2 separate regions of the Mus musculus genome follow, and region 1 is linked to region 2. A link is a loop called in an ENCODE intact Hi-C map of the cell type or tissue named here. Cell type or tissue: left cerebral cortex. All regions are shown on one strand. Links, peaks and the distances in the headings refer to the core of each region. The heading gives the core; the rest is flanking DNA.

Region 1 (15,669 bases), core at 2,627-10,626, 160 kb before region 2:
CAGTGCTTAAGTGCTTGCTCTTCTAGATGACCCCAGCTCAGTTACTCTTACCCATACCTGGTGGCTCAGTGGCCTAGACCTCCAGATCCAGAGGCTCTGATGACTCTTGTGCACAAATCCATCTGCACACAGACAGACAGACAGACACACAGAGTAAGTTGATTGTATATAGCCTGACAGAGCTTTTTATAAACTCTGGACCAACAAATCTACTATGATAGGAATACCATTCAGAAGATTAAAAACAAATCAGCCTTTGTGTTTTATGGCAAGGTTTATCTTATTCATATTCATTTTAGGACTCACTGTTTTCTAAGCTTGATAAGATACTTACTCGATTCAGGCTCCCTTCGTATCATCACCGTGTCAACATAGGACTGTCTGAAGCTTGTGTGGTTGATAGGTGATGTCACAATGATACTACCCATGTCACTTCAAGCCCCCATTCCCGTGATCTATGAACGTGAAACATAGAGTTTTCCCACGTACCAGCTCATGGTCCCATTGTTAGCTGTGCACCATTTAGAGACTCAGGGACATAATTGAAAAATATATATATATATTGGTGCTCTTTCCAATTGTCAGAACTTCATAAATGTCGTATGGAAAAAAAATGAAGTTGTATTATCCAGTTTTATTAGAAATGCTACATTTTGTTGGTTTCGTGTGTTCGCAAAGTAGAGGATATTTTCCCACTGTGATTGATGCTAGGGCATTTATGGGGATAGTCTGCTATATTTCATATGTATATGAGGGTGTCATTGTTAAAATGTTCAAAAGAAAATTATGTGTGTGATTTATATTTTATTATTTCCTCCCAGGATGTAATTTTTTTTCAACCCCGTGATTCTTATCATGTTGTCAGTAGTGATTTGATGGCTAATATGCCAGAAATAATTAGATAAAAAATGGTGATGCAGATGTCAAGACAATGTAGCTTTCTCATGAAAAGGCCTTAAGCGAAATCCTGCGTGTGTCATAGTAGGAATCACAGGTTGCATGCGTTGAGACAGTCTTCAGATTGCAGGCGGATGGGATGGAAGGGAGCTCGGTGCGAGAAGCGTGGGCTTGCAGCATATTTCATAGGCATATGCTTGCTACTGACCCCACCTGCCATTTGAACTGAATTAAAGGTAACAATAGAGTGTGCCTTGGGCTCCACTTTCTCACAGAGGAGAGTGAGGCCTCGGCCCTCTCCTCATCCCTCAGTAAATTCCTGGACAGAAGAGTCTGGAAGCCAAGAGCCTTGGAGGCAGAGGCTCTGAGAGGCTCTGAGTAGGAGGAGGAAGAACAGTGGAAAGTCCTGCTTGTGTACCACTGAGGAAGGCCACAGGTTCCCAGGCAGAGCTGTGCCGGGCTCCCCCCCCCCCCCCCAGCACACTGATGCTGGTTTCTACTGATGCTGGTTTCCCATCAGGTCACTCCCTTCCCTTTCCTCTTCCCTAAGCCCACGATACCTTGACACCTAAGAAAGAGGAGGCTCCGGAAGGGGGACTTGAGGGACTTGCCATGGCCTGTACACTTGTCTGGGGTAAAGCCCGGATAGGTCTGGCTGGCTGCCTATGCAGGGCAACTTCTGGAGAATGGAGAATGACGTCACAACTGGGATTTCCCCTCTCCTTCCCAGCACTGCTCAGAGTAGAACAGTCTTGCTCTGAGTCATTTGCTGGAAAAGGAGAGGGGGATTTAAGGAGTACTCCCTTGGTGGCGAGTTCCAGAAAAGTTATTGGGCTATGAAATAAAGAGCTGCCAGCACTGTCCCGCCCCCGGGACATATGCTGGGCCTGGCACAGCAGCTGAGAGAATGCCCTTGGCTATGCGTAGGTAGTGTGACTGTAGCTAAGTGTTGCTTGTATTTGGAAGTGTGTAATTGAGAAGGCAGAGACCCATGGGTCAGACTGAGAGGAGACCCAGAGCTGCTCCCCCAGCCTGTCTCTGGATATTCTCTTCCTTCTCCCTCTCCCCCTCCCCCTCCCCCTCCCCTTCTCTGTGCCAGTCCTGCTCAAGGCCTTTCAGTCCTCGGATGCTCCTTTTCTGTTAGAAGTCCAACATCCCTTGGGGTTTCCATGCCCTTGCTGGTATATTCTGATCACTGACCTCTTATGATATTTTCCCCCATAGAGGGGAAGGGATCTAAGTGCCCTTCATATCTCTGTCTCTCCTTGGTTTAACCACTATAGGAGAGGAAAGGATGGAGGTAGGGATGTAGACTCCAGCCTGGTCTGAGTTGGTGGCTTGATTCTGCCTGTCTTTGGCTGTATACTCTTAGGAGATACTTAACCCCTCAGATGCCAGTTTCCTCGTCCATGGTGGGGACCAGGGCTTACCTGATGTGTGGGAATGTTGCTGTTCGGTGGTCAGTGAGATGACTGATTGGCATATAGTATATGACCAACAAATGTCAATCACTATGATTTATAAGTGAAAGGAGTGGAAATAACGTACAGATATTAAGGAGGAATTGAAATAGGCATATAAACAAGGCTCTTGAGCAAAGCCCATGACTATGGGTCTCCGTCCCATTCAGAGAGACACAGGGACATGATTGCTACCACAGTCGATCTTTGTATGCCTTCTCATGAATGATCATCCCCTTTGTGCCCCATATGACCCAAAACTTTTTAATTAAAAAGGCAGCAAACAGATTCATTGGTAACAGTAGTAATTTTGTGAATGGAAAGCATAATTAGTGGTTTAGTGGGTGAATGTATCCATTTGGCAATATTGACTTCCCTGGGGAATGACTAAGTAAGACACTGAAGCCTTCTCTCTCTTTCAGGTATCTTAACAGGATACGATGATGGGACTAGTTTGTCATTATCTGTAGCCCTTCTTGAGAAGTAACTGTCATCACCACACTTATGCATGAACACATTTAGAAGCATCCCTCTGAGCTGTGATGAATTCCAGAAAGCTTACAGAGTGCTCTGGGGGGCTGGGGCTGGGGGGCAGCAAACTGGCGTTCCTCTGCCATTGCTGCTTCTGGGTCAGGTAGAAAGTCAAGGGAGAACGAACCTTCTTTGTGGGGAGATGAGACCCTCTCCCTCCTTTGACATGGGGCCTCTGGGTGGACAGATGTTCAGAAGGAAAGGCTGGGTTTGCTGGGAGGGGAAGATGGAGCCGGGGGAGTCAGGTGCAGAGGGTAGATCTGAAAATCTCAAGTACCTTTGCTTTATAAAAAACAAACATGCAGGGCTCGGGAGATGGCTCAGCGGCTAAGAGCACTGGCTGCTCTTCCAGAGGTCCTGAGTTCAATTTCCATCAGCCACATGGTGGCTCACAACCATCTGTAATGGGATCTGATGCCCTCTTCTGGTGTGTTTGAAGAGAGCATCAGTGTACTCATATACATTAAATAAATATTTATTAAAAAACAAAACAAAACAGGCCGGGCGTGGTGGCGCACGCCTTTGATCCCAGCACTCGGGAGGCAGAGGCAGGTGGATTTCTGAGTTCGAAGCCAGCCTGGTCTACAAAGTGAGTTCCAGGACAGCCAGAGCTACACAGAGAAACCCTGTCTCGAAAACAAAAACAAAAACAAACAAACAAAAAAAGAACAACAAAAACCATGTATACAAACAAACTCAATAAGCATTCAATTGCCAGAGGGTGGATACAATCCAAGGAAACCTTGATGCAGGGTAACCAACCCAGATCTTCTGGATACAGGGTTCCAAATAGGTCGTAGACAGACATCCCACAAGAGTCAGACCTGAATTCTTAGGTCACACATCAACACTGTGCCAGTGGCTACGAATCTCCATTGCCTCTTTGTGAAAAGCGGCCAAATGTTCCTTTTCCTGATTGGAATTTGGAATTGTTTTTGTCTCTGGAAGACACTGACCTGCAATAGTTATTGAAATGTCATTTTGACCTCTATCTTAGCGACCATAGATTTTTGAATGTCTCATGACCTAAACAGTGCCAAGGGTGGATGGGGTTGTGAGGTACCCATGTAAATATTTGTAAACCAAATACTACAAAACCCCTTGATTTAGACCACAATGCATGACAAAGCCCACTGAGTTGTCTTATTTGAATATAAACGTAAAGGGGATGTGTACTGAAGTTTGTGTTTTGTGAACTTTCTCTCAATATTGTGAACATGTTCTGTGAAGGTATAAAATCACAGGGAAAAATGAGTTTATTAATGGAAATTAGCCTGGATCCCAATTATTACCTGTGAATAGTGTCATCATTTGAGGGTTTTATTGCGTTTTAACACATGGCTTATCTTGATGAGAAAATATACGGCAAAGGCTAAGTGTAGCAATTTCCCTTTACTGTTCCCTCCGCTCAGCCGTTATTGCCTGATGTGATTTTTCAGCAGTCTTTCATTTTTGTCCCAAATGTTTTTGCCCCTGGCTTGTTTTGTTTCTTTAAAATGTATGTGTATCACTTCTCAAAGTGATACATTTTGACAGGTAATCGATACTTTTTTTTTCATACTAGATTTGACGGTTATAATCTTCATCTTAGACTTAGTTAAGGGTGGAATGCTAACCTAGATTTTTATCTCAAAATATCCCTTTGTTAGGAGACACACTCTCTGTCCTCAGCCACAGTCCTTTCAGACCTGTGCATCAAGGCGGTTCTACCTCCAAGGTGCCTGCTGCATAGGCTCTGCTTATCAGAGACACACATCAGCTACCTTTCTGACAGTGTGTCCCCAGAGCATCTTCTGGTGGCACTTCCAAACAGCTTCCACCATCCATCACAGAAAAGATGCTTCTGACCTCCCTCCCCGCCTCCCAGGAAAGTGTGGTCTTTATTTTCAGAGCAAAGGTGTTTTCCCTTTTTCTCTTTAGTGGCAGCTTTACTTTTTCCTGAAGTACTAGCAGGCTGAAGATCATGGTCTTCAACGCAAAGATATATATATATATATATATATATATATATATATATATATATATATATATATATATATACACACACACACATACACACACACACATATATATATACATATACATATACATATACATATATATATATATATATATATATATATATATACACACACACACAGACACACACATATATACACCGTGGGGGGGGGGGGGCAAGCTCAGCAGGTATAGATGCTTACCTCCAAGCCTGTGGACCCTGGTTCAAGTCCCATAACCCAGGTATAGGAGACAAGTCCTCAGAGTTCTCTGCCCTCCATGTATGCATAAGTAAACACATTAGTGGTGTTTTTTGTTGTTGTTGTTTTGTAAAAAGAACCATGAATGGGGGCTGGAGAGATGGCTCGGTGGTTAAGAGCACTGGCTGCTCTTCCAGAGGTCTTGAATTCAATTCCCAGCAACCACATGGTGTGGCTCACAACTATCTATAATGAGATCCAATACCCTCTCTGGTGTTTCTGAAAACAGCTACAGTGTGTGTGTGTGTGTGTGTGTGTGTGTGTGTGTGTGCATGTGTGCGTGTGCATGTGTGTGTGTGTGTATCCACATCTTTAAAAGTAGAAAAAAAAAAAAAGAACCATGAGTGACTTTTGCTTTCCAAAGTTGAGCTTTATGGTTGAAAAAATAAAATGCTTCTTCCCCTAAAATCAGTATGCCTTCCTTCTTAGTCTGTAAGCAGACAGCAAAGACTTTCAAAGACATAGATATGGGCTTTATGGCTGCCCAGGTTTTGGAGGGCTCTTAGAATTCAGGGAAGTTTTGGTGCTTCTTTGAGGACTACTGGAAAGTGAAGGGGCCGTGGGTACCGCTTCTGTGGTTCTTGGTCTTCATTTCCCAGGGAGAGGTGTAAGTGCCCGGGGCAGTGAGCATGGGAGCCGCTCTCCTGGGACCTTTACAAGCCCATTTGGCTGCCTTTAATTGGGCTTTTCTTTTCCATCAAGAGAAAAAGAACAGACTATTTTAACACCTTCAATTTTAAACAGGATGTACAGTTTTGAAGGCATCTTCTTTTCAAACTGTGCCTTATGCCCAAGTTTATTGGTGTGTTTTGAGTTGTTTGATGACCAGTTTAGTGCTCTCCCTCCAACCCCCCCCAACACACACACACACACACACACACACACACACACAGACCGTGTGCCCCCTCCACTTCTCTGGACATAGCATCATTTCTCTACATATAAGCCAGAGCTAAAAACTGTCTGGGGCTTTCTGCCTTAAGTGGCATCAAATGAACACATCTAAGTAGAAACTACTCTGACACCCTTCTCTGCCGAACCTCAGCTAGGGACAGTCCAACTGGACTTCCTTTGTGTGTCTAGGGTTGTATGCAAGGACTGGCACTGTACAATGCAGCCAATCTGGCTCAGTGCTTAGATTCATAAATCCCAGAGCTATTTTTAATGACATAATCTAATCAATTGATAGCAAGGCTACCAGCATGCTGACAGGCAGGAAGGGAGCAGAAAGTGAAGGGGGGGGATGGGGGTCTGTAAAGACCTACCAGACATTTCTTCCTTCTCCCCTCCCTGAATCGTTTGGAAATCTTTAGATCTCTGGAATAGGTAAGAGTCCAAGAATCACTGATATTTTAAATAATTTTAGGGCTGCTTTCCCGTGTTTTCCAAGAAGACAAATCTGTAACTGTGGAGGTGTTTCTCAGACACACCACTGAGCGCCTGCCTCCCTGAGGACCACACAGTTCCCCCAATTTAAGTATCTTTAGAGCAGACACAGGAGGAATTATTTATTATAAATTGATAGTATCGTATATTGTTACCCCTGTGCCTTGCCAGTAATGAACCCTAATATTCATCTGGTAGTTGCTTTGAATTGCAGTAAGATGAAGATGAGTGGAATAAACAAGCTGAAACAAACTGTGAAATTGCACATGATGGAAATCTACCTCTGCCCCACCCCCAACAGCTTATAAGGCTATAGGAATAGGTTAATATCCCAGCTAATGATGGGCCTTAGAAGGTTTTCCTTCTTTTTACATGCTGGTCCCATATCAGCAGAACTAAGTTCTGGGTGGGGGAAATGAACATCTATACTCTGTGCCTTAGGGTTGGGAACTGACCCAGAGAGATGTTTGTGTGACGGAATGGAGCTCTCCTCTCCGGGTGGGAAGTGCTCCTTGGAGGATGGCTGAGGAGCAGCCGCGCCCTGAGCTCCCTCTTTCAGATTTCAGGCAGCAGCTTGTGTGTTCTGCTACAATTTATTTCCTTTGATACCGGTTAAAAAAGACAAGCACCAGGAGTGAGCGGTGGTGCCGCTGGATGTAGCCAGCTGGCCCTGTTTCTTTTTTCTTTCCGTTTTTTTTTTTTTTTTCTGCCTTCCCAATCAGTTGCTGCTTTAAGAGGTATGTATCAGCGCTGATTTACTCTGGACCTCAGAAGGGGCTTGACCCAAAGTTGCTGCCGAAAGCCATTTACCTGCTTGCCTGGAAAACCACCAGTCAGCATTTGGAGGAACAAAACAGGGATCCCACGAATTTCCAGTCTGATAGCGAAAGTCTCCTCCGCCTGCGGGGGCGATATACATTAGGTGCCTGTCGGAGCCCACTTGCTGCGCTCTCCGCGGCGGGCGAACTGCGAACTGCAAGAGCATCCGTGATCTCCGAAGTTGGTGGAGTGAATAACTAAGCAGGACCAGCTGACTCCAGGCTCCAATCAGCTAGAGCGTGATGTAAGTGTTTAGCAGCTGCGGGGGCTCTGAATTATCGTGGCCAAGTAGAGGTAGTACAGCATGGCCAGACTGTGGCGACAGGCTCGGAGAAAGCAGAGAGTGAGATGGATGAGTCCAGCATTCTGAGACGGAGAGGGCTCCAGGTAGGCGAACCTTCCATTCTTGACGTGCAGCCTTGTCAGTGGCGAGCCATTGAGGATTTCAAAGTTCCCATGACATTCCTATACTGGGCTGCGTGCTCAGTTCTTAATATCTACTTGGGAGTGGGGTCTGCTGGGGCACTCGTTACAGGTCTGACACATGGTGGGGTTCAATGAGGGGAGGGTCTTTTGTCAGAGACAATAGACAGGACTTTTAGTCTGACACTTTGGGCATGGTTGTTCAGGAATAGTTCAGTCTGGGGTGGTGGCGGCAGCTGATAAGAAGCTCGGGTGTTTTATGAAATGTCAGGGAAGTCTGAGGCAGTAACAACTCCGTCTAGTAATGGGAACACAGGACTGAGTTTTGCACAGAGGGTCACCTCCTCCTGGTGGCATCTGTGTGACTGCCAGGCAGTTGTCTGCAGCTGTTAGATGTCTACCTGTCGGTGAAATGAAAGTTTCTACTGGCAACTGGATCAGACTTGGCTGTGTTTAAGAGACTAGGAGGGATGTGTGTGCCACCCCCCCCCCTTGCTTTTCTGTGTTCAACTTTGTCTAATTCACTCTCTGTCTTTCTCTTAGAGTACAAATGTATGCCAAGTGAAAACTTAGCAAATATGAAAACTTAAAAAACAAAACCAACAAAAACCCCCATCTGCCTGGCAGTTGTTGAGTTTAAGGAAGCCATAGCTTAAATGTATTCAAATTAGTATTTGTCTACCAATGGCTCTGTTTGTTGTATAAAGTTTTTTTTTGGGGGGGGGGAGGGTGTTTTGTTGTTTGTTTTGTTTTGTTTTCCTTTGGGAAAGAATCTGGCCATTATTGAGCTCTTGTTCATTATTTTTGAAATTAAGACAATATGCCTGCTCGAGGGTCCAGATTAGACGACATGCTAAGAAATGCTTATTTGGTGACCCTTTGAGTCATTGTCCCTTAGCCGGCTGCTTTGGGTGTTGTCAGCTACTGATAGTGACATTCTTTATGTTCAGTTAGCATCATAGTGCTGCGCCCAAGCCAGGGGATTATTTGTGGGTAGACAAGAGAGGGATTGAAAAAGTTGGGGTTCAGTGCCATCCATTGTTCCAGACCTAAGTAAACAGATGACCTCCTTTGAGAGTCCTGTGGTCATTGTTTTTGAATGTACAGTCGCTGCTGTGACTTCCTCTTCTTTGTTTTCGTCCTCTCCATAAAGTTCTGGTAATGCACAGCTGTTTGTGTGTCTTCCTGCCCCCTTCGGAGTCACTGGTTAAATATGGAAATGCTCTTTGTTAAAACAGTGATGTTCTGTGGAACTTCCAGTCGTGCCGACTTATTATTAATTGATAGCAATGTGTTGGTGTTTTCTCCCCTGTAATTTAACTTAGTGGGTTTTTTAAAATATATTTTTGAGAAGAAATTTATGTGGGTTTTATTTTTTCGTTCTGTAATTTTTTTTTATAATGACATCAGAGATGATTGGAAGCTTGGGGGCTTTGCAAGGTGGCTGGGTTCAGTGAGTTTTAATTTAGAAATAGAAGAGGAGTCGTTTTTTTCAAACTTAAAGTTTAGAGCTGCATCTTTCTAAAGAGATGTATAACAAAACAAAGGCACTTGACTTGCTAATGTGGAATTAGAGTGCATGATGTCTGTTGTAGCAAGTCTGGTCTTGGGACACCTCATTTCCTCCAGTATATCCTGCTCAGGAGTGAACAGTTTCTATTGTGAGTGAGAAACTGGGTCTTCACACGATAAGAAATAACATCGAGGGTGGAAGTGTCTAAAAGTTTCTCAGTTACAAGCCCTGCACAGGCCCCCTATTTGCTTCATCCGACTTGTCCCCAAGACAATTCATATTTTAAAAGACATCACACACACACAGAGCAGCTGTTTCAAGAAATTCCAGTGTAAGTAGAGGACACAATAAAAAGTCTGCATTTGCATTACAGCAGACATGACTGTAGAACTTGTAAGAGGAACGCCACCTAGTGAGGTTAGGACTCCGGCTGCTGGTGAGGTGGACCTGAAGTAGCGGAACCAAGAGCAAACCTCCATCCATCTCCTTATCCCTGCCTCTGACACCAGTGTATCGGGAATCCTGAACAATCCCTATCTCCCATGGGCTCTGTTTAATTTTCTGAAACATGACATGCTTTAACACAGGACTCTTGCATTTTGAAAATCAAGATGTGGGTATATTTGAGTTTTTAAAGTGAGAGATCACCTAGTATAATAAATATTAGATATTATATTAAGTTAGAGCCGTCATTAGGAAAGCCGGTAAACACGGATTAGAGAGATCACGACAGTTGTAAATATGCAGGGTGCTATGTACTAGAGAGAATGAGAGTCTATGCATTGAATAAATGAACAGTATGCGGAACTAACCAGATCTTTAAATAACTTAAAGCCTAGTGACAGAAATCTGAAGTGCACAGTATTCTAATTTTCTAAAATCTAATTTTACAATAATGCAATATGTGTTCAGTGCAGAAGCCTACAGTGTGTGTTTGGAACTTATTTTAAGATCTCGGTACCTCTAGCTCTTCAGAGCAGACACACTGGTAATGTCTTTAAAATTTGGACTTTGTAAAAAGGAAAAAAAAAAACAATTTTAGTCAGAACATATAATTCCTCAGAGCAAGGCTACCTCATAAGTGGTAGCCTCTCTGAGCCTCTGTCTTAAGTGGCTGTACCTTCCTGTCTCCTGGGTAGACTGTTAGTGTTTCCAGTGCTATTGATGGTTACTTCAGCCACTGCTTTTGAAGGAAGAGTGTGAGCAACAACCCCCAAAGGCTTTCACTGTTAGATTCTGGAAACTTCTCAGACAGCATCTCAGAACAGGAGGCAAGCTGACTGATGGACTCGGGCAGACCTTGGACTTTGGGCAATTTGAATTTCTAGACAGGTCTAATTTGTCAATGGATAACTGGCTCCTTTCAGACCTAATATCCCTCATCTCTGGGTCATAATTTTTAACTGTCAGGGAAATTAATTGTTTTAGTGATTTCCATTATATGTTTCTCTCTTATTTGTTTTAATGAGAGTGCCTCTATCTCCAGTGATGGATTCCGAGGCTGGAGAACATAGAGTACCCAGTATCATTAAGGCAGGTGTGAGAGGTGTGAAGTGTCTGAGAAAGGCTTCTACGGTTCTCTTCCTGCAGTCTTGTTGAGCTGTGGCCTCCTAGGCATCATCTTCTCCCATTAAATATTCCCATTGCAAGTCTCCTTCCAAGGCAGCATGAGCTATTAGGATGTGCAAACAGTGTATCCTCAGTTCCCTGTGTGATGCACAGCAACAAAGTAGCTAGAGGCTCATCTTTCAGACTCCCAGTATGCATGGGCTTTGTTTGATTTTCTTTCTTTTCCTGATCTCATCTCCACTTCCCAATACACACCTTAGGGAGGAAAAAAAAAAAACTAATAAAGAGCCCATACTAGTCTTTTGCCTTATTTTCCTCTGATGTTGGTCTAGAATTCAAGTTTAGACAGCAGAGAAAGGGACGGAGATTTTATGTTTGATCTGAGTATCAGATCGCCTCTGTTTTGTGCTTGAGTGTAGGTCATTCCAGTCATATACATGTCAATGTCCCTTCTGTGCCAACTTTAATGTAATTAGAAGTGTGTTTATACCTTATCTGAGATTTACCAACACTCTCCTTATGTGGGGATACCACTCTGTCCCTGTTCCTTCGAAGGCTCTGGGTGGCTATTTGGAATCATCTAGTTAGAAGAGCACAGTAGACAAACTCGGGAATAAATTCCTCTTGGGATGAGGTACCTTTCTTCTCCAGCAATTCTAGAAAGCCCTGTAGATCTCACTGAAGCAGGAAGAACTTCATTGGGGCATAAATGAGCTTTTGCTCGAATGACCGCCTAATTTGTTAGACCGATTAGAAGCACACACGAACGGTGTTTCTTATGCATCGGCAGTTTGCTTTCTGCTTGGAGACAGGCATGATATGTAGCTTGCTATGATAGGTAATGCTGATATATCTTTGAATTCAGAAAAAAATTAGCTTATTTATACTCTAAGGGTCATTAATCTTAATAAAAAAGGTTAATGATGTAAAAATAAGTAAGTTTGAAGCCAGACATGGTGGGATATACCTTTAATCTTACCACTCAGGAGACAGAGGCAGGTGGATCTCTGAGTTTGAGGCCAGCCTGGTCTATAGGTGAGTTCTGTAACAGCTGGGGGCTACACAGAGAAACCCTGTTTCAGGAAAAAAAATCAATCAATCAATCAATCAATCAATCAATAAATTTATACTGGATCCTCCTTTTTTTTCCATAGTTAAGAACCTAACACGTTATTATCTATCTTTGTAATCATTCTGTGAATAATAGAATAATTCACTGTGTCACCCTTGTTCCTAAGTTTGATTTCCCCATCACTTGCATCCTCTTACCAAGCCATGAGGTCTCCATGAACATATGTAGAGTTTAGGTCTAACATTCTTTGCTCCTGGATTGCGAAGATGCCTGGTATCCTCAGGGTTCAGGGCTCTGTCCTGTCCGGCCTGCTTCTCAACCCTGTTCCCACCAAACTTCCCTTCTCCTCCAGGATAGAATAAGAATGCGCACTTCATCTTTCTTCTGCTTTCTCTACCTTTCTAGGCTCACTATGGCGTGCCAAGACTGTCTCATCGCTCTTGAGGCTATCCAATATACTTGTATCCTGTTTTCCTACAATTACTTCAATTATTTTTCCTTTCTTTCTTTTTTTATACAGGATTTCTATATAACCCAGGCTGTCCTGGAACTCACTATGTAGTCTAAACTGTCCTTGAATTCCCAGAGATCTGCTAGCCTCTGCCTCCTGAGTAGGAGGGATCAAAGGTATGCGCCATCATGACGGGCCACCTTTCTTTATTTTACTCAAATTCTTTCTGCTTATTATAAACCAAAGTAAATTCTCAGTTGTTCATAGAATTTTCCACAATTACTGCATTCTATGCTAATCTTCCCAGGATCTCATTGTTTTATTTACATACTTAATTCTATAGCATACTTGAATCATTATATTTTAAAATTATTATATTACTTTAGATTTTTGTACTTGTGAATAGCTTATTTTAAAACTATAGACTTACACTTAAAGTCTTTAGACTTTAGGATCATATTTGTGCTCAGTGACGTGGAATATCTCTGCACCCAGGGTCAGGTTTCTTCACCATTCTGAATCTCCATGTTTGCGTGTGCACAATAGCCATGGAAGTTTGAAGAGAATGAGTGCTTTCTTAGCACAGGGGTAACACTCAGGACTTTTCCCGTTAACTTTAGCTCTCTTCTGTGCTATTACAGAGTTGTGTAGAGTATTATTTTAAGTAATTAAATAAGGGTGTCACCGGTATCCGGGCAATTGACTCACAGCGTGCATAAATTAGTTTAAGATGTTTAGTGCAGTGATGTGGGGAGCATGAGAAAAGCTCAGGTGATTGTGCAGAAGCCAGAAGCAGCAAGGGGATGTTCAACTTCCTGAACGAAAGTGGTTAGAAGGGGACAGCAGCTAATAGAACCCAGAATCTAGAAGATGTAGCCAACCATGTGACTAGATCAGGGATTCTCAGCCTGTGGGTCACAACCCCTTTGGAGATCACATATCAACATCTGCATACCACATATCTTCATTGCAGTTCATCACCGTATCAAAATCAGTGTTATAAAGTAGCAATGAAAACGATCTTATGGTTGGGCTCACCACAACATGAGGAGGAACTGTATTTAAGGACTGCAGCATTAGGAAGCTCAGACCACTGCCCCAGCTGCCCCATCCATATTTTTATTTATCTCTAGGAATAAAGAGTGATCAGGAGCTTAGTGGGAAGAGGGGCTCAGAGACTCAGGCACCCAGCCCTGCGTGAGGGGACTAACCCAGGAGAACACTTTCAATTCGTCTGCCAGACTACCCTCTAACAGGTCTCAGCCTAGAATCCACAACCTCTACCTCATCCATCTGTTTGCCCAGAGATGCCTTTTTTTGCAGAATTACTGCCTAATACTAAGTCCTTTTATTGAGGGGTGATAAAGAAAATGACTGAGACACTTTTCTCCACCTTTTATAATCCATTCCCCGACCCTGGAAGCTCCACCCACTCTGCTGGGCGCTGTCCCTTTGTTAGGCCCATACAATGACTTGGTTTAGACACATATGATAAAATGGCCCATGAGCAGACCTACTCTCCCTTCCTAGGTGAGCTAGTTTGCATCTTTTAATCCAGTGATGAGCACTCTGTGCTCACATCTTCTCTTCTCATGTGTGCCCTAGCTGCTCAGATTTGACTACATATGTAGCAGACTGTTCTTCATTCTTTAGTTCTTGCTTGCTTCTTTGAAGTGTCACATGGTTTTATTTATTATACCTTTAAAATTTTTAAGTTGTCGGGGGGAAAAATGCCTTAGAGTAGATAGGTCCTAAAACTTTGATAATGTTGCGCTCCAAACAATGAAATTACTTAAAGGAATGTGAGCAGACTGAAGAAGATAATAGACAAGCTAATCAATAAACTATAAAAATTGAGAATCACATGAACTTAGAAAAATCAATATGTGTGAAGCAACCAATCATTTTATTGTTGGCACTAGAACCTAACAAAAGCAAATAGGCTGCTTGAATTTACTAGAAACATATTTCACATAAATTATGAAATACAAGTAGACGGTACCAACTTCGCGTAGAATTACATACTTTTCTTGGCACCAACCATAAACAGGGAGCTTGGCAGATAACACGAGGTACACATGATAGAGGGCTGCACTGTCATTAACATCGTGGTTTTGAAATGTGTTTAGTGATGTCAGAAAGCTGACGGGGCATCAAGTGGTTAAGAGAGCAGGGTACTAGCTAACACTAACGTGTAAGTTTATTTAAAATGTGTACCATGCACATATGCAAATGCATACATACACGGAGCAAGGGTGGGGGTGTGTGTGTGTGTGTGTGTGTGTGTGTGTGTGTGTGTGTGTGCTCGCGCACCCGCATGCACTCATGCACATGGGTGCCTGTGCCTGCCTAATGGGACAGAAGGCAGGAGCCTGCACGTGTTTTTGAGTGTTGAAAGTCATCTCATGTGTACCACGTACTGTGTGATCTCAGGCTGTTTGATTCCTCCCCAGGAAACAAATAGCAGTTATCTGCAGAGTTCTTAAAGATGGATCACAACAAGGTATAAAAAGTCTGAAAACCACACATCATAACCAACATCTAAAATCTATTTTGTTTTTCTTCATATCATCCAGATTTTAAAAGAAATGGATTAACAGATTAACCCCTTCATGTCTGGATGGTATGAGAACATTGTATCTGTCTCCATTCCCTTTATAGCAAACATGATATGTTTTGTCATTGTCAATAAAAGAGAGGGTTTGTAAGGACTGGTTTTATTCATCACTGTCTCAGAGAAACTTTGGAAGTCCCTGTTGCTATCAGTGAACTTCCTCTTGCCTGTCCTCTGGACCTGGTACACAGGGATTCCATTACCATTTGGCAGGGGTACACAGCTATGGCTGAAATGTACTCTTCCTTAAGCCATGACACCCATATGACATCACTGGAGAGCTATGTCTGGCCTTCTTTCTTCCAGTAAGAAGATGTGGTTTGTGTTTTCTGAATGGACAGGTAGGGGTGTGTGTAAGGGGAGGACGTGAAAACTCTTTGTATTATTTCTCGAGTTCCCAGATAGTATCAGTGCCAGCAATGAGAGGGCACAAACCATTTAGCCACCCACTTGGGAGCATGCTTATTACAGTGGGGATGGCTAGAGGCAGCACTAGATCATTAGCCCAAAGCGTGGGGGCGCAATTTTACCTTGTCGGAATGGTTGCCAACATGCTTCATGGTGTACATCAGAAAACTACCTTAGGGTCATACCAGGACAATTGCCTTGCTCCTGCAAGCTACCTCCTGGTGCCAGAGATAACAGATGCCCACACTTTTGACTGGAACCCTTCTCG
Region 2 (15,669 bases), core at 3,489-11,488:
AGAACCTTCCAGCAGCTGTCTACTATTGCTCATATCCTGCCCACCACCCCTCAGTCATCTTCTTGGGTCACATGGGGCTGCTTAAGACTTATTTGTTTATGTACTGTATGGATGTGGGTGCTTTGACTTCATGCACACCAGAAGAAGGAATTATATCCCATGACTGATGGTAGTGAGCCACCCTGTGGGTGCTGGGAATTGAACTCAGGACCTCTGAAAGAGGAGCCAGTGCTCTTAACCACTAAGCCATCTCTCTAGCCCCCTAAACTGTTTTTTTTTTCTTGACTAGTCTAAGCAGGTTTCTATATTGTTGCTTATGATTTTCTATCCTCCCAGAATTTTCTCTTATTTCTTCAATTAAAAAAAAAAATCCAAACCTCCAAAAACATTAAAAGAACAGTACAGTCAAGAGCCCTGGCCACCTTGATTTGCCAGCTAAGACCCCCCCCCCATTCTTGTCTAGTACTCCCTCCCGCCCATTCTTCCTTCGCAACTCCTATATGTATTTGAAAGTAATTTTCAGGCATCTAAACAAATAATGTTCAAATACTTTGACATTTATATCTTATGAGCAAGTCTGTGTTCCTTCCTAACCACAGTGTGACTATTTGACCAACAAATATAACAAAAGACACTGTCAAGGACCTTAATGTGTGCCTGGCTATGGAGGTACAACTGTCTATAAACGTTTTATTTGTCTTTGTTTTTAATTCTAATGGTACTAGACATCAAAATTTGGAGTGTTCTGCATGCTAGGCAAACATTCTACCACTGAAGTCTGGAAGTTGCTTTTGTTTGTTTTGGGTTTGTTTAAAAAAAAAATCAGGACCCAATTAAAAATCAAAAATCCCCTTGAGTTGTCACCTACACAAATTGTCCATGTGGCAGTGGCGGCAGCACACTTTCCTCACTACCTACCCCAATGTTTGAGTTCCCGAATGAAAGACACACACACACACACACACACACACACACATACACACACACACAGCCTTATATTTTAATATGCTTTAAGCAGCTCAATGGATGGACCACTCTCAAACCTCCACATGGCTAACACCTCTCCTCTGATATTCCCAAGTTATTACTTACTAAAATCTATATTCCATCTTTGTTGCCCTAGACTCATGGTGGGGGCAGGGGAGGCTGGGACTGCACTTCCCCAGCTCTTACATGTTGGCTGTCTCTATGTCCTCCATTTCTCAGGCCTGGTCTTTCTCCTCTCCCATCATGGCAGTTCTCCCTTCTTTCTTCCTCCCTCCGTCCCCTTGCTGGGAATCCTAAAGTCCCACCTCTTTCTCTGTGCCCAGCCATTGGCTGCTGGCAACTTTATTTACCAGTGAAAACCAACTGGGGACAGGGACCCTCAGCATCTTACAAGTGGATTCTCGTGCAATTTGGGGACCCAATTAACATAATGCAAGTGTTAGACCAAATCCACAGCAATGCCTGTTGTTACCTCTTTTAGCTGGTAAACTCACCTTTTCCCCCACTTGTTTTCTTTTCTGAACGTTGACAGATTTGAAGTGAGCCGCTACTCTGCCGTGGGTCACTACACTAGACACAATCTACACTGTGCAGTAGTTCCCTCTGGCTCAGACCTGGGTTCAAGATACATGGCAAGAGGGGATGGAGCTATTCCTTACCAGGAAGCCTGAAGCCCAGTACCTGGCCAGGACAGTTGGGGATGCTCTAGTGTGGCTTCAAGCAAGAGGCCTGAAGCCCGGTGTCTAAGCCCTGCTTGGGGTGATATTTTGATTTCATGTGAATACCAACAAAATTACCCATACTGGCTTTTACATTCATGGATGACCTTGTTTGGATGAGTTTTGTGCTGAAATCTGTCACAGGTTTCTGTCACTAATTCATCAGCTAAGGAACTTTCTCTCTTTTTTCTCTCAATTTTAGGCATGTTACTGTTGACTCATACATTTTTAAACAAGAAATAGAAAACATTTATTTGGCCTATAATAATTCGCAACCACTGTGCCTCTTTTGGGCTGTCATGCTGTCCTAAGTAAGCTTCGTCCGTGGGAAGCCTTTTAAGCTGGGTCCTTCTGACATGACCCTATTAGTCTTTGAGTGTGTCCTACTTTTTGAACACAACACGATGTTCTAGATGTCCGGAACAGCTAAAGGAACACCCACCCAGTGCCCACACGGTTCTCTTCCCCTGCTGTCTGTACTAACTGTTACTGCAACAGAACAGCATTCCCCAGCTACAGCCTAAAGCTCCTCATCCCCCTCCCCCAGGCCCCCCTCCCCTGTTCACTGCCTCATGATACCTCCTGCAGTGAATATTTCCACCTGCCACATAACATTTGTTGTTCTTGTTTTTGATGGTTTCCAAAAAGAACAAGACATCCAGGTTAGCAGGGACTTGCCCGTTTGGTTTAATGCCTGGTCCCTAGTGTGTGACGCCTACTACAGTCTTAACAAAGGCCCATCGGGAAGATGAGTGAGCTGACCCACTTCTAGCTTCTCCCGATTATCTGTTGAAGAGATGAATCAGGCAGACTGCAAGGGCACATAGCCATTTGGGGGGAGCCCACTGCAGTTTTGAGTAGCTCCCTGACTTTGTCTTTCGGGGTTACTCTGAACTGTTACTAGCCATACATTACAAATGCCACTCAAGCTCTTGGCAGTTGACAGCGGAGCATTAATGATACAATTCTTCCTCTCCAGCTTCTCCGAACAGAAGGTCTGGCTATTTTAAAAATTAAAAAAAAAAAAAAAGAATATGTAACACTCAACTATGTTAGAAAATTTTTTTGCATGAGATCTAATGTTGGTAACTAAAAATCAAGTACAATGAGGCTTTTCCAAACTTGGCTGGTGGTGTTCTATACTTAATGCAATACAAATCCTTCATGGGACTTTTTTTTTTTTTTTTGTAAAGTCTGAGGTGTACATTGACTTGGAAGAAATTTTATCCTGCTGCAATCATAAGCACTAAGCCAAGGACATGGGGCATGAATCGTGTGGTGCACGTAATGCAGTTGATTTCGTATCAAGAGTTGAATGGTGGCCCCAAAGACACCAGATCCTCACGGACAGAACCTACCTTACCTGAAAAAAAAGAGCCTTGGCAGATGATGTGTTTAAGGATTTTTGAAATGAAGAGATAGATGCTCCCACAGCATCCTGTGGTCTTTCTGTCTAATCACAGAGTTCTTAAAAGAGAGCAGGGTAGACTTGGGGAGATGGTTCCACTGCTAGAGCATTTGCTGTTCAAGCCTGAGGACCTGACATTGACTTTCTCACAATTATATAAGAAGCTGGCTGGGCAGCAGGTTTAATCCTATGCTGGGGAGACCGATGAGGACCCCAAGGGTTTGTCTAGTGGACTTAGTAGCTCCAGATTCAGTGAGAGACTCGTCTCAAAAAGTAAGTAAATACACACACACACAAAACATGCATACAATGGAGTTCCATTGAAGCACCACTCAACATTGATCACTGCCCTCCACAGACTTGCACATATGCACAGAAATGTGTACATATGCATACACATCCACAATAAGAGAGGCAGAGATTTAACGCATTGAGAAGCTAGAAAAGGCAAAGGACAGACTTTGTCTTACAGCCTCAGTGACCATGGCCTGTTGTCATCACGATTGGGGATTTCTTGATACTACTGTCTGGCCTCCAGAACATGCAAATACAAGTTTTCCCTTTTTTAATATCCTGAATTTGCAGTGATATGTTACAGCAGCCTTGGGGAGTAAGTACACTGGTGTCTGGACCTTTCCTGCTCTTGTGATCCTCAAGTGGACCCATTGAAGGCAGCATGGTACATTTACCATGGGGGAAAGAGAAATGGTTAAATCATGTGATCATGTGACTTAGATCAGCTTTTCTATTCTTAGCCTAGAACTCCTTTCACTTGATCACCCGGCCTTTTCCGAGAAACATGAACCAGCACAGAATACCCCTGGTGATGTTTCATAGACGCTTCACAGACCACTGTGGCTCAGGGAGAGACATGTGGTAGGAATTGTGGCTGCTTTGAAGAAAATAGGTATTTTAAGAACGAGAACATGACCACTGTGCCGGCTCCAGTTCAGGGGGTTTGTGTTCCCTGTTTTCACATCAGCCTTTAATGACTTTCCAGACTTTAGATGCTATTCGGCCTATGTATGTATGCATGGAAAGATGCAACCCTTGCTATCTCAAGGACAGTCCACTGGTACTTCTCTCAAGAAGTCATGGTTTTCCATCTGCAGGGTGGCTGCCCGACTCGTTAAATGCAAAAAGAGAAATGGATAAAGTACCACAGGCTCCCAGCCCCTCCTTCTGCTACAGGCCTATGCTGTAGGTATCATGGCCCTTTGCTGTCTGCTAACTTCTTACCTCGCTGATGGGCCTTCATGGGCCCTAACTTAATCAGCAGTCCCTGTGTTCTGAGAGCTATGAACAGGAATATGGGGGATGAATATTGGAAGGACTCCATCTCTGCCTCAGGGAGCTCTCAGACGTGTCTGGAGAAACAGCCAGAGAATCCGCATCGCTGAAGTGTGATAGCCAGGTACTGTGATGACAGTCACATGCTGTGCCTTGTGTCTGCACAGTGGAATAAGAAAACACAATGTTTAATGCACAGGACTGGTTTCTCCCTTACAGTGGCATCTTGAGAGACACTAGTGACTGAACTGGGATTCAAAACTCAGAACCCACTGGTGTTCCCATTTCCCGAGGCACTTTGTTTCTGGTTTCTGCCTTTTGGGGGCTTCAAAGTATGACTTTGTACATATACATATACATATACATATACATATACATATACATATACATATACATATACATGTCTTTACATTGCTTGCTTATTTTGAGACACTATTTTACTCGACCACTTTGTAAGTTTGGTTGTGGAAAAATGAGAGCTGCATCTTGTTATTGTAATCCTTTTAGCATTGTGCTAGACTCAGAAATAATCTTCCTAGTTCAATCAAATGAACCCCCCTCTTCTCTTCCTCTCTCAAGAAGGCACATACTTGATTAAGCACATCCAAGATTGGGAAGCCCTCATGTGAACTGCAGGAAGGAGACTCGGGTCTACTAAGAGAACTTAGCACCTAAAATGAACCTTTCTAGTGGTCTAAAGCTAAGGCTTTGAAATTCTTTGTAGAATCTTGTCAGCTAAAGTATATCAGTCAGTTGGCCAAAATGTATTGCTCTCTCACTCAGTTGCCAGGGGAGAAGTGTGAAGAATGTTCTTAGTGTGGAAAACTCCAAGCCACAGAGATACATTATGAACGTCACATGAGTGGGGTCACCAGAGGATATCAAATTCGGGAGCTGGATTTGAACCTAACTATGAAGGATGTCTAGGAAGTGTGTAGAAAGGAGGAGAGAGCATCTTTGAGGATGAATGGAAAAACAGATATGAAAGGATTGCTGGCAGTATGTTCAGAGATAGAGAACAAGTCCTACCTTGAGGAATTTGCATAGATTAGTCCCCTCAAGCGAATAGAGGGGCCTTCATAGAAAAGGAAGATTGGGATTAGACTATATACTGTCTATTTTTCCGGGTGTTTTGTTTTTGTTTTGTTTTGTTTTGTTTTTTTTGTTTGTTTGTTTGTTTTGCTTTTTTTGAGGTTTTATGGTTTTTTGCTTTTGAGGATTTTTGTTTTGTTTTTTGTTCGTTTGTTGTTTGTTTGCTTTGGGGGGGTTGGTTTTTGGCTTTGGTTTTGGTTTGATTTGGTTTGGTTTAACTTAGGAAAGGTCTAGAAGTTCTTAATTTGGAAAGCAGTGTGATAAGCATGATAGCCCAACAGGATTTTTGCACTAGAGAAGCTTGATGTAGATGGAATGAAAAAGCGAATGCACGGAAAAGCCCAAAGGGTGGGAAAGAAGGCATAAGAGCGGGAAGGAGGACCACAGAAGGTGTTAGGAGAAGTTAATGGAGCCCGTGGAAAGATGGCTCCACAACCTGGGAGAATTGTGACAAAGAAGTAAACCCGAGTCTCCTTCCTGCAGTTCACACGAGGGCTTCCCAATCTTGGATGTGCTTAATCAAGTATGTGGCTTCTTGAGAGAGGAAGAGAATAAGGGGTTCATTTGATTGTGATGGAAGAGATAGAAATCAGCTTTGAAGGTAGATGCTGGCTTTGCTTTGCGTGATGTGAGTCCTATGATTGCTGGGCAGACCAAGTAGAAATGTTCTGGTACAACAGCGTGGTGGAGTGATGCTCTAAGATGAAGGAAGGTAGGGAGGCCTCAGCGGAGATCTGTTAGCCCATTTCAAATTATGCAGATGCTCTGCAATACTCTGCTACTCCATTGTTCTATGGCTTAGATTTGGAGTCAGGGCAGGAGCTGGGGACAGGGAAGCAGGCACCAGGAACAGGTATTAGCTGGAATCCACAGAGGTGTCCAGTTACAGGGAAGTAAACCCAGTCCTCTGGCTTCATGAAGGATCAGATAGCCAGAGCTCCAGAGGTCTGCCTCTACCTTCTATAAACCCCTGGACACATCCCACAGCTGGAGAAGTTCCCAGTTGTGGATACAGGACTGTAATTATTTGTATTCTCTACTATTAAGATTGAGCCATTAAACTACCCTACCATTGGACTACTGGGTCATGTGGCTTTGAGAGTTAATAACATATCAGGTTGATTTTATTTCCATACCTGAGATACTGGACTATTTGGCAATAATTTCCTCACTTGGTGAGTGCTCTGCAGACAATGCCGAAAATGTCTTCGGGCTTTGTGAGAAACAGTTGTTAAAAACTTAGCTAACCCCCGCAGCAGGCAAAGCCATTAAGAGTGTGAGAATGTGTATATTTAGACCACATTTGGCTCAGGACATCCTGCAGATTATGAATACAAGCAGTTGTTATGCATTGTACAGCATACTCTGTGGAGTGTTTTCCTCTTTAATTTGTCAAGGGTAAATTATTGTCATGCACTGTGATGGTGGTGGTAGTGTGGGGTGTGTGTGTGGTGTGTGTGTGTGTGTGTGTGTGTGTGTGTGTGTGTGTGTGTGTGTGTTGAAGACTTTTGAGGAAAAAAATGCCCTCTCTGACTTCAAGATACTTGCTGGATGTGAAATTCTATTTAGATACAAACAACGGTTTCATCATTTCTGAATCACATCTGGATAGGCAGATGTAAATAACTGACTAGCTCTGACAGCACTTCAGATACACACATCTGGCACAGGTCAATATCCTGTGTGCCAAGGCTACTCTGGTAGCTATAGCCAGCTGCAGCACAATAGATGGCTGAGTTATATTTGAATCTTAGGCCCACAGCAATAGATATACATATATATTATATTTCATATAATATATCAATTTGGTTGAGATGAAGTTGTGCAAGAACTCAAATTTTTGTACAGGGTATTTTTACATTTGACACTTGAGTAAGATTCCTAATGTCAGTATTTCACGGAAAGTCTCTGATGTTTAGGGATACAGCAGAACATAATTGATCCCTCTGATGAAATAAAACATTTTGGTTTTGGAGCTCTGATATTTTCTCTGTTTTAAAGATAGGGTCTCAACGCATAGCTCTAGATGGCTTAGAACTCACTTTACATAGGACAGGTTGGCCTTGGACATCTGCCTCCCAAGTACTAAGATTAAAGATGTGTACCACCATACCAGACCTTCTCCATCTTTTCTTGATTTGGAATTTATAAGAAATATTTAAGTTAGTGATTAATGACCTTGGGCAGTCATCAGAGAACATGACAGCATCATGTAATATAGTCCTTGCTACAGTAACACACTGAAGAGTCTTAAGTCCTGTATTCATGTCTAAAAACACTTCTTTTCATCAGTGACTTCATAGAGGGCTAGAACATAGAGAATTCTGTACAAATCATACTTTGCCATGTCTTGCACATATCAACCTTTATAGCATGCATTTTTTTAAAGCTTCAAGTAGCCCACAGTTCCACAACAAAGGCTCTCTAAGTCCTGCCCTGAGCTGTTGATATTATGAGCAACCAAAGGGGTTCCACAGATAGCACCATTTCTCACACAAGGAGAAGGATTGCAGGGTGTGTTTTCTCCAGGCTGTTGGCTTGTTGTTACCATTTTGTAGTTTCTCAAAAATGAAAACCTGCACTAAATAGCACTGGGCTGACACTCCAAGATCTGTGCACATGAGCGTGGGGGATGCTCTTTGGTTATACAATTCTTTAAACCAAATATTGGAATCTGTTGTCTTTCCCATATACCTTATAACATGGAATGTGTGACTTGTGAAACACTGCTTATTTTTAAGCTTCTTATTGTGAGTTATGTATAAAATGTAAGAGAAAAGTGGAATATATTGGTTTGTGAGATAAAACTATGTGATAGTGTTGTTTTTATCCTCTGAAAGTAGAAAAAAGTTTTGGGAAGACACTGGAGTGAACATAAGTTACTCTTCATTCGAAGGTCTACTGGTGTTAGATGCTTCTCTTTGATTGCCTGCCACTTTGATGGATCCACTGAGTACTTTGTGTTGAGAAGCATTCGAAGGCTCCATTTTGGACTCAGGGGCTAAAAACTAGGTTTTTAACTCAGCAGTATTTACTGTGGTGATGGTGGGGAGAGAGTGACTCTTCACACGCCTGTGCAGCATTCACTTTGTAGACGCTCTTCCCAAATCAGGACTGAGATGCCCACTTGGAACCTGAGGAATTGTATCTGCGATAAAAGTCTCATATTTTCAGAGATGTCCAGAGGAGGTTCTAAAAATGATTCCCACTTTACTATGTGTAAAGGGCCTATGGCTATCACTCCATGAATTAATTTGTGTGGTTAAGAGGGAATCCAGACTTGGGCCAGGCTTATGTTTTTTCTCCCTATTGAAATCTGGGGTTTCAGTTCTCCAGAGAGACTCTCTGACCCACTTAGCTTCTGGGCACCGCCGAGTGGCACGGCTCCCAGAGAGGCACGATGCACTCCAAGGCTCTGCCAAAATCAATTTGGCTCCATAATTGTGAAGTACTCTCCAGTTCAGAGACTCTTCCCACATACTAGTTCTAATGCAAACCCAAGGAAAGCCCAATGAGGTTGTTTCTTACTGTTTGTTTATTTGAACTCTGCCCAATTGTTTGTTTGTGGTGTTTGAGGCAGCCCTCAAAGCGATTTGAGGTCTCAACATCAAGAGGCTAGAACAGGTAGCATTATGTAGTCGTGGTATCTCCATCATAGAAATGAGGACGCTTTAAAAAGGAGAAAAATAACTTGTGAAAAGAATTTCATAAATGGGAAATTGGCAAGGCCAGGGTCTGGTCTCTTCGGTGACCTTGCATACTCTAGTTTTTGGTTGGTATCTCGGTTAGGATTTTATTGCTGTGAATAGACATCATAACCAAGGCTGTTCTTAGAAAGGAAAACATTTCATTGGGGCTGGCTTCAGTTTCAGGGGCGTAGTCTATCGTCATGGTGGGAAGCATGGCAGCATTCAGGCAGACATGGTGCTGGAGGAGCAGAGAGTTCTACATTTTGATCCAAAGGCAGCCAGGAGGAGACTGTCTTCTCTAGGCAGGCAGCCAGGAGGAGGGTCTCTTCTGCACTGGGTGGAGCTTGAGCATAGAATCTCAAAGCCCACTCCCATAGTGATGTACTTTCTCCAATAAGACCACACCTTCTTATAAAAGTACTTCCCATGGGCCAATAATATTCAAACCACCAAGCCACATCCCATTCTGAACTGTGGGCAGATGTTTGTGAAAGCATACACTGGTCTCAGTAACAGCTCCATCTCCTTTTATGTCAGGACACTGAAACTGATTCTACTGAGGACTTAGCAAAGGATCTCCCTCACCTGGAAGATTGCTTAGCAATGCACTTGAATGATACACATTGGTCTGGACACTGTTACCTGTACTGCATGGTCATGAAAGAGTAGTTGAGGGTGACAGGAAATTTCTATCATTTATCAAGGTGAGTGCATCTGAAGCCGTCATGCCAAGCAAGTGGGATCTCCTGTTGGTAGTCAGGGGTAACTAGAGAGTCCTTTAAAAAAAAAAAAAGACATCAATAAAAATCACTTAAAGAGCTGACATTTAGAAAGCAAACCCATGCTCCCCTTGAGACCATCATATTGAAGTGAAGCCTGTCCCTGGGCTGTCTTGGCACGGCAGCAGCGTCTTTCCTTGACAGCCTCTTGTTCTCCCTGGCTGGTATTTTGGCGGCAGATATCATCATATCAGTTAATGCGCTTTGCCTCCTGTAGGAACTGATTTGACTGCCGTTATGTTAGCTCATATTTTCTCCATAGTCATTAAAGTGCCTATCTGCAATTTGTTCAAAGGAGGTTGCCTGCCTACAACCACTGTTGGAGCCCCGTGCCCTTTCACTGGCGATTAATTGGCCCGAGTGCACGGAGCTCTTGGTCTACTTAGATTTCATTTTAATGTCATTCTAAAGTACAGGGAAATGTGAATTTAGGAATGCTGCCCCACTCATCAGAGATCTGTGGCTTTTGTTTGAGCATACAACATTTATATAGCATTTTTCTTTAATGTTCTCAGTGATGAGTTTTGCTTTTTTGACCATGAGATTGGTGTCATTGCATGGGAAGGAGACACAGTTCAGTGGTCCAGTAAGTCCTTCAGTTACCAATCAATTTGTCATGTGTTCTATGCACCTGCATGTAGCATCTTCAGCAAACAGCTTTGGAAGGATGCCTGTGGTTAATATCTTGTGGATATTAACTAATACCTGCCTAGGAGGTATTAGTCACTGTCAGTCACTCATCTCTGAGGTCCTTTTTCTTCATGCTTACACCTAGTTATATGTGACTGGACCTTATTGCCCTGCCTTTGACGGAAGCTGGAATTTAAGAGGCTCTATTAGAGGTAAATTGAAGGATATTCAGCAATCCAGGCCACCTCACTCTGACCTTTTGAGTAACCTTCCCTTTGTAAGAAACATTTTTTTTTCCCCTGAGACAATCTGGATCTAGATCTAGGTTTCTATGTTTTTGGTTTTCAAGCCTTCGCTGTCCAGGAACTCACTCTGTAGACCCAGCTCGCCTCAAACTCAGAGATCCTCCAGCTTCTGCCTCCTGTGCCACCACCAGAGGCATATTCAGGTTTCTTAAAGGTACTTGTCATAAAAATCATTGTTTTTCAGACAGGACATGGGCAGCCAGTCATTAGCTTCCACACTCCCTTCTTGTATGACCTAGCCACTGTAAAACCCAGTGATATCTGTTGGGGTTAGTCTTGTATGCTTGTGTTCAGAATCTGAGTGGTGTGCCCCTGTGCACACTGCATCCTGATCTTGGGGTAGTGTATTAACCGTTATGCTCTAAAGAATGCCCCCCAATAATCCCTGGTTGGCTAATAAGAGGTTGCACCCTAGGACTAGGCAGAGAGGATAGGAAGGCAGGATTTATTTCAATCAAGTGAGGGACCTCAAGAGGACCACAGGGGAAAAGGAAGAAGAGGAAGAGAAGGTCACCATGAGTTAAGCTAGACCACAAGCACTTGTCCTGAGACACACATGGAACAGAGCAAGCTGGGGGTTGGGGGGGCTCAAGAAGCAAGCAACCCGGAGCCTATGGCTGGGGTGTAAATCGGAATAGTTCAGAACCTGCTTAGTCTAGACTTACAGCTGGTTAATAAAAATACCAGGCTTCTGTGTCTTTTATTCAGGAGCTACACAAGCTAGAGAGGGGCAGAAGTCTCCCATAAAATTACTTCAACAGGTATCTCTGTGCAACGCTTTGTACAGGGAATGTTTAGAGCAAGGGACGCTATGTCACACCGTGAATGTTGTTTAACGGCTTTTCACAAGCTGACCCTGCCTTTCAGGAAGTGGAATGAAAATGGCAGAACAGTCAGTTTGAAGAGCCTCAGCCTTTCAGAAAAGGAACCGTTGCTCTTTTGAGGGGACACCATCTCAGGGATGTCACCGCAAAGACCAGGTCACGTGACACACCAGCAGAATCAGGTTTAGAGGGGTGAGCCCCAGAAGGTCTCCGGAGTTTTCAGGGAGGAAAGTCTGTGTTGATGGTAGAGGAGGAAGATGACGTGAAAGAGACACTTGAGTTTTTTCACGCACGAGGCGTTTGTACCAGGGTGGCCTTGCATGTCAACACCAAGAGGTTCCCTAAAGATTATGAAGGATCTCCAATCTATAAGGGTGATTTTTTTCTCACATCAATCCCACTTGAGAGACATTCTTTTTTTTCTATTATTATTATTTATTTTTATCATATGTGCATTGGTATTTGCCTGCATGTATATCTATGTGAAGTATAAGGATGTGGGATTCCCTAAAACTGGAGTCACAGACTGTTGTGAGCCACTATGTGGTTGCTTAGAATTGAACCCAGGTCCTATGGAAGAGCAACCAGTGCTCTTAAACTGCTGAGCCATCTCTGCAACCCCGGAAGACATTCTTTTAGTGAGATATATTTCTTCCCTAAAGAACACTGGCGTATCTTGCGTGCTAACAATGTAGATTTAAAGAACGTAAACAAAATTCTATATTTCTATAAAACTTGATTAAAATTGGTATTCCAAACTTTATATACCCCAGACATCCACAGTTATGGAAAGCACACAGGCTGCCTTCAGCATCTTCAGTTCCCTGTGCCTGTTCCATTTGACATCGCTTCTTTTTTTTTTTTTAATGTATTCCTGTTTTATATGTATATCTGTTTTGCCTGTGTACGTGTCTGTACACCACATGCAGAAAGTATCCATGAAGATGAGAACAGTGCGTCTTCTGGAACCAGAATTACAGACCACCATGTGAGCTACCAGGCTGGTGCTGGGAGTAGAACCCTGGTCATCTAGAAGAGCAGCCAAAGCTCTTAGCTGCTGAGCCATTGCCTTAGCACATTGTTTTCTATATGATTGTTGCATCCTTGAAGCATGTTTTCCCACTTCCCTTTGGGTTCTTTCTCTCCCTCCTTAAGCCTGTGTTTTGGCTTTGGGGAGTACAGTTAGCAGACAAACCTTCAGATCTTGTGTGTATCTTGTCCTACATCTTGCCTTTATCTCCCTTAGCATCGTCTTTAGCCTTTCTTTTGGTCCATGGGGTTGGACTAGGGCATATAGACACCTAGTGCAAAGTTTCAGCATCACCTGGCTTAGCCCCTCCCAGCACCATCCTGTTTCTTCCACACATGTGGTTTTGTTACTTGCTGCATTAGTATTTGTTTTAAGAGGCTGGGGTCCATTTACAGAGTCCCTCTGAGTCCTGTTTGTTTCAATGTGTGTGTGTGTATACAGTTTATTCATACATATGTTCATGTTTATATATGTTTTTCATATGTATAAATGAATATATATTCATTTGATATATATAATATATATGTATATTATATATGTGTATGATATATATATATATGTATATTATATATATGTATGATATATATATATATATGAGGTCACAGAGGTCCTAGACCACACATCTTCAGCTGTGCATGTAGCCTGACAGTCATACAAACTTCATTTCAAGAAGTGATGCTGTGTACCTACTAGCAATCAAGGATCCTATAACAAATGGAATAGAGAAGATCTCTGCTCCTAAGAAACTGACATCATAGTGGGTACAGAGACTGAGGTTCATGATGTACCATAAACGTGTTAGAGACAAGTGATACGAGGAAAATTACGGCAGCTAGAGAGATTTCGGTTTCTGAGAACACGAGGCGTGTGAGCTAGAACTGAACGATGGGAAGACCACTAGGAGCTGCATACCACAAGCAAGCCAGAGAAGAATACTGTGGATGCAGCTTCCTGGGAGGGTGAAGCAGAAGGGCCTGAGGACCGGGTTGTAAGTCTTGAGGAAGCCAGTTCAGGTTTTTCTTACGCTTGGTAGGAAGTGCCTGACTTTCTCACATAGGGAGATGATGCTCTCTGCTTTGCCTTTGCAAAGTTTCCCCTGCCTGCTGTATAGAGGACAAGATGGGTTAGGGGAGTGGTGTAGGTGAGAATTCACACTGCTTAAATGAAATGGGAGATGCAGAGGCACTCAGGCTATATTCTAAATATGTGAAGGCTCACCTGCTTGTGAAGAGGGCCCTGAGGAAAAGAACAAGGTTCTTGTTGCTAGAGTTCCAAAAGTTGTTGGTTCTCTTGAAGAGGTCAGGAAATCTGGTGAGGAGGAGACTCGTGGAAGGAAACCGGGGCGTGTTTTGTTGGTTTGTTAGCAGCTTTAGTAGGGGATGCTGTGACAGGTTTTGGCTTCCTAGGCTAGAGAAGTGGAGTTGAAACTCCTGGCCCAGGGGTTGGATGAAGTGGCCACAGGACAGATTCTGAGTCTCCACATATGAACACACCATACATGGGAGCTGGAAAAGACAGGGGTAGGAGGAGGACCAGGCAAGTGGATTTAAAGCCAAATGAAGATGGAGTTTTGATCATGAGTAGAGTGCCACTGAAGGCTGACTGACGCCTGTTTGTACAGTTTTGTGCATTCAGGGACCTTTTACAGGGCAGAGTTGAGAAGGGAATGGTAAAACCGCTAAGAGAAAAAAAAGGCTTCTAACAGGAAGGGCAGTGGTCCTCATGATATCCTAGAGGGATGCCCATTTGCCCCCTGGGAAATCTGAAGTGCTCCTGTCTGTTGAGGCTCCCTGAGGTGTGTCCTGTGCCTGCTTTCCTTTCCCAGTTACCAAGCCAGGCAAGTCCTCTATGCCAGCCTTAGGCAATCAGTAGGCCTGGAATGGTTTCGAGACTTACTTCTTTGCCTTCTTATAATTGCTCTGAGTGTGTCTGTGTAGTCATGAGGGGCCTTTAGAATAGGCAAGAGAGCAGGCCCAACTTGGTCAAGATGTGGACAGCTGAGACAATAATGTGTGTAATAAGAGATTGGGGGGTGGCGGGCAGAACAAAGGCAGAATTCGTTTCCAAATGTGAAGCCACTTTTCCTATATCACCAAGGTAGAAAAAAATGTCCCCTGAGAGTTTAGGCATGGAAACAAAGACTCCAGTAGGTTATACAGCAGCTGTAAAAGCCCCAGCCTCCTTTATTATCTGTATCTTCCCTGCTTCTGGGAAAGATTTGAAGTCACCTATATGCAGACTTACATTGTTGATCTGCTTATTCCTCTTACCAACACATATTGATTGTCAATAACGACCCAACAGTAGTGGCCAGGCTGCCCGTGACCTTCCCTCAAGGAAGACAAACAGGAAAGCAGTTAGCTCTAATATAATAACAGACCAGGAGAGAAGGAGAATGAATTCTGTCTGATTCGGTTTCCGCAGGATGGAGGAGGGTGAAAGTTGCTGATGAGGGAGAGGCAAGGTACCAGAGGGGAAGCAGAGGGCAGATCTGGGACAGATGTGAGCACAGCTGTGGGCACAGCCTAGGAAGCCAGCGCCCTTGGGAGCATCTGGTATGGAGAGGAAGTACTTTGAGCTCAAGCTAGAGAGGGAAACAGACTGGACAGGGGTTCTATGCTGCAGGCAATAGAGAACCCTGGGCTTTAAATGGGTACATAATTGATCTTTATTGCTGAAAGAAAATTAAAAGAATCCACATAAGCCAGCCTTCCCATTTAATATTTCTGCTCTGGGTACCAATGCTAAAGACCATTGTCCCTGAGGTGAATTGTCACCACATCAAATAAATTGCATCTAGAACTTATGTTTTTTTCCTTTCCAATACTGTCTATACTTTCTTTCCAGCAAAATCTGCCTGTGCATATGAGTACACTTATGCATCTCAGAGTGTCTTAAATGAGCATGGAATGTTAT

What was found. Peaks named below come from ENCODE experiments on the same cell type or tissue, not always from the same donor. Only the 100,000 strongest peaks of a DNase experiment are listed, where the experiment ranks them.
Region 1: it touches region 2 in a loop (2.4-fold over the local background); 3 of 42 quality-filtered maps call a loop at or near these places.

What each region holds. Positions count from the first base shown.
Region 1 is chr13:103,088,817-103,104,485 of GRCm38, reverse strand. All of the region lies in intron 3 of Mast4 (microtubule associated serine/threonine kinase family member 4), which reads left to right. Gm30050 (a long non-coding RNA gene) reads right to left here and starts at 7,426. Exons shown (of 2, transcript XR_382842.1): 1 at 7,343-7,426; 2 at 3,574-3,844. In left cerebral cortex, for the core only: CTCF peaks have their summits at 3,282 (motif pointing left), 7,478, 9,667 and 10,163; DNase peaks (open chromatin) are centred at 7,554, 8,046, 8,790, 9,733 and 1 more place; H3K4me3 peaks cover 3,169 bases; H3K27ac peaks cover 1,315 bases.
Region 2 is chr13:102,927,122-102,942,790 of GRCm38, reverse strand. The region is part of intron 4 of Mast4 (microtubule associated serine/threonine kinase family member 4); the gene reads left to right. It overlaps Gm30106 (a long non-coding RNA gene), which reads right to left. Exons shown (of 4, transcript XR_382843.4): 2 at 9,828-9,961; 3 at 4,354-4,563. Among named protein-coding and RNA genes, the nearest start is that of Gm30106, 27 kb to the right of the region's middle. In left cerebral cortex, for the core only: no CTCF peak of the experiment used is centred there; DNase peaks (open chromatin) are centred at 4,468, 6,775 and 8,896; H3K27ac peaks cover 329 bases.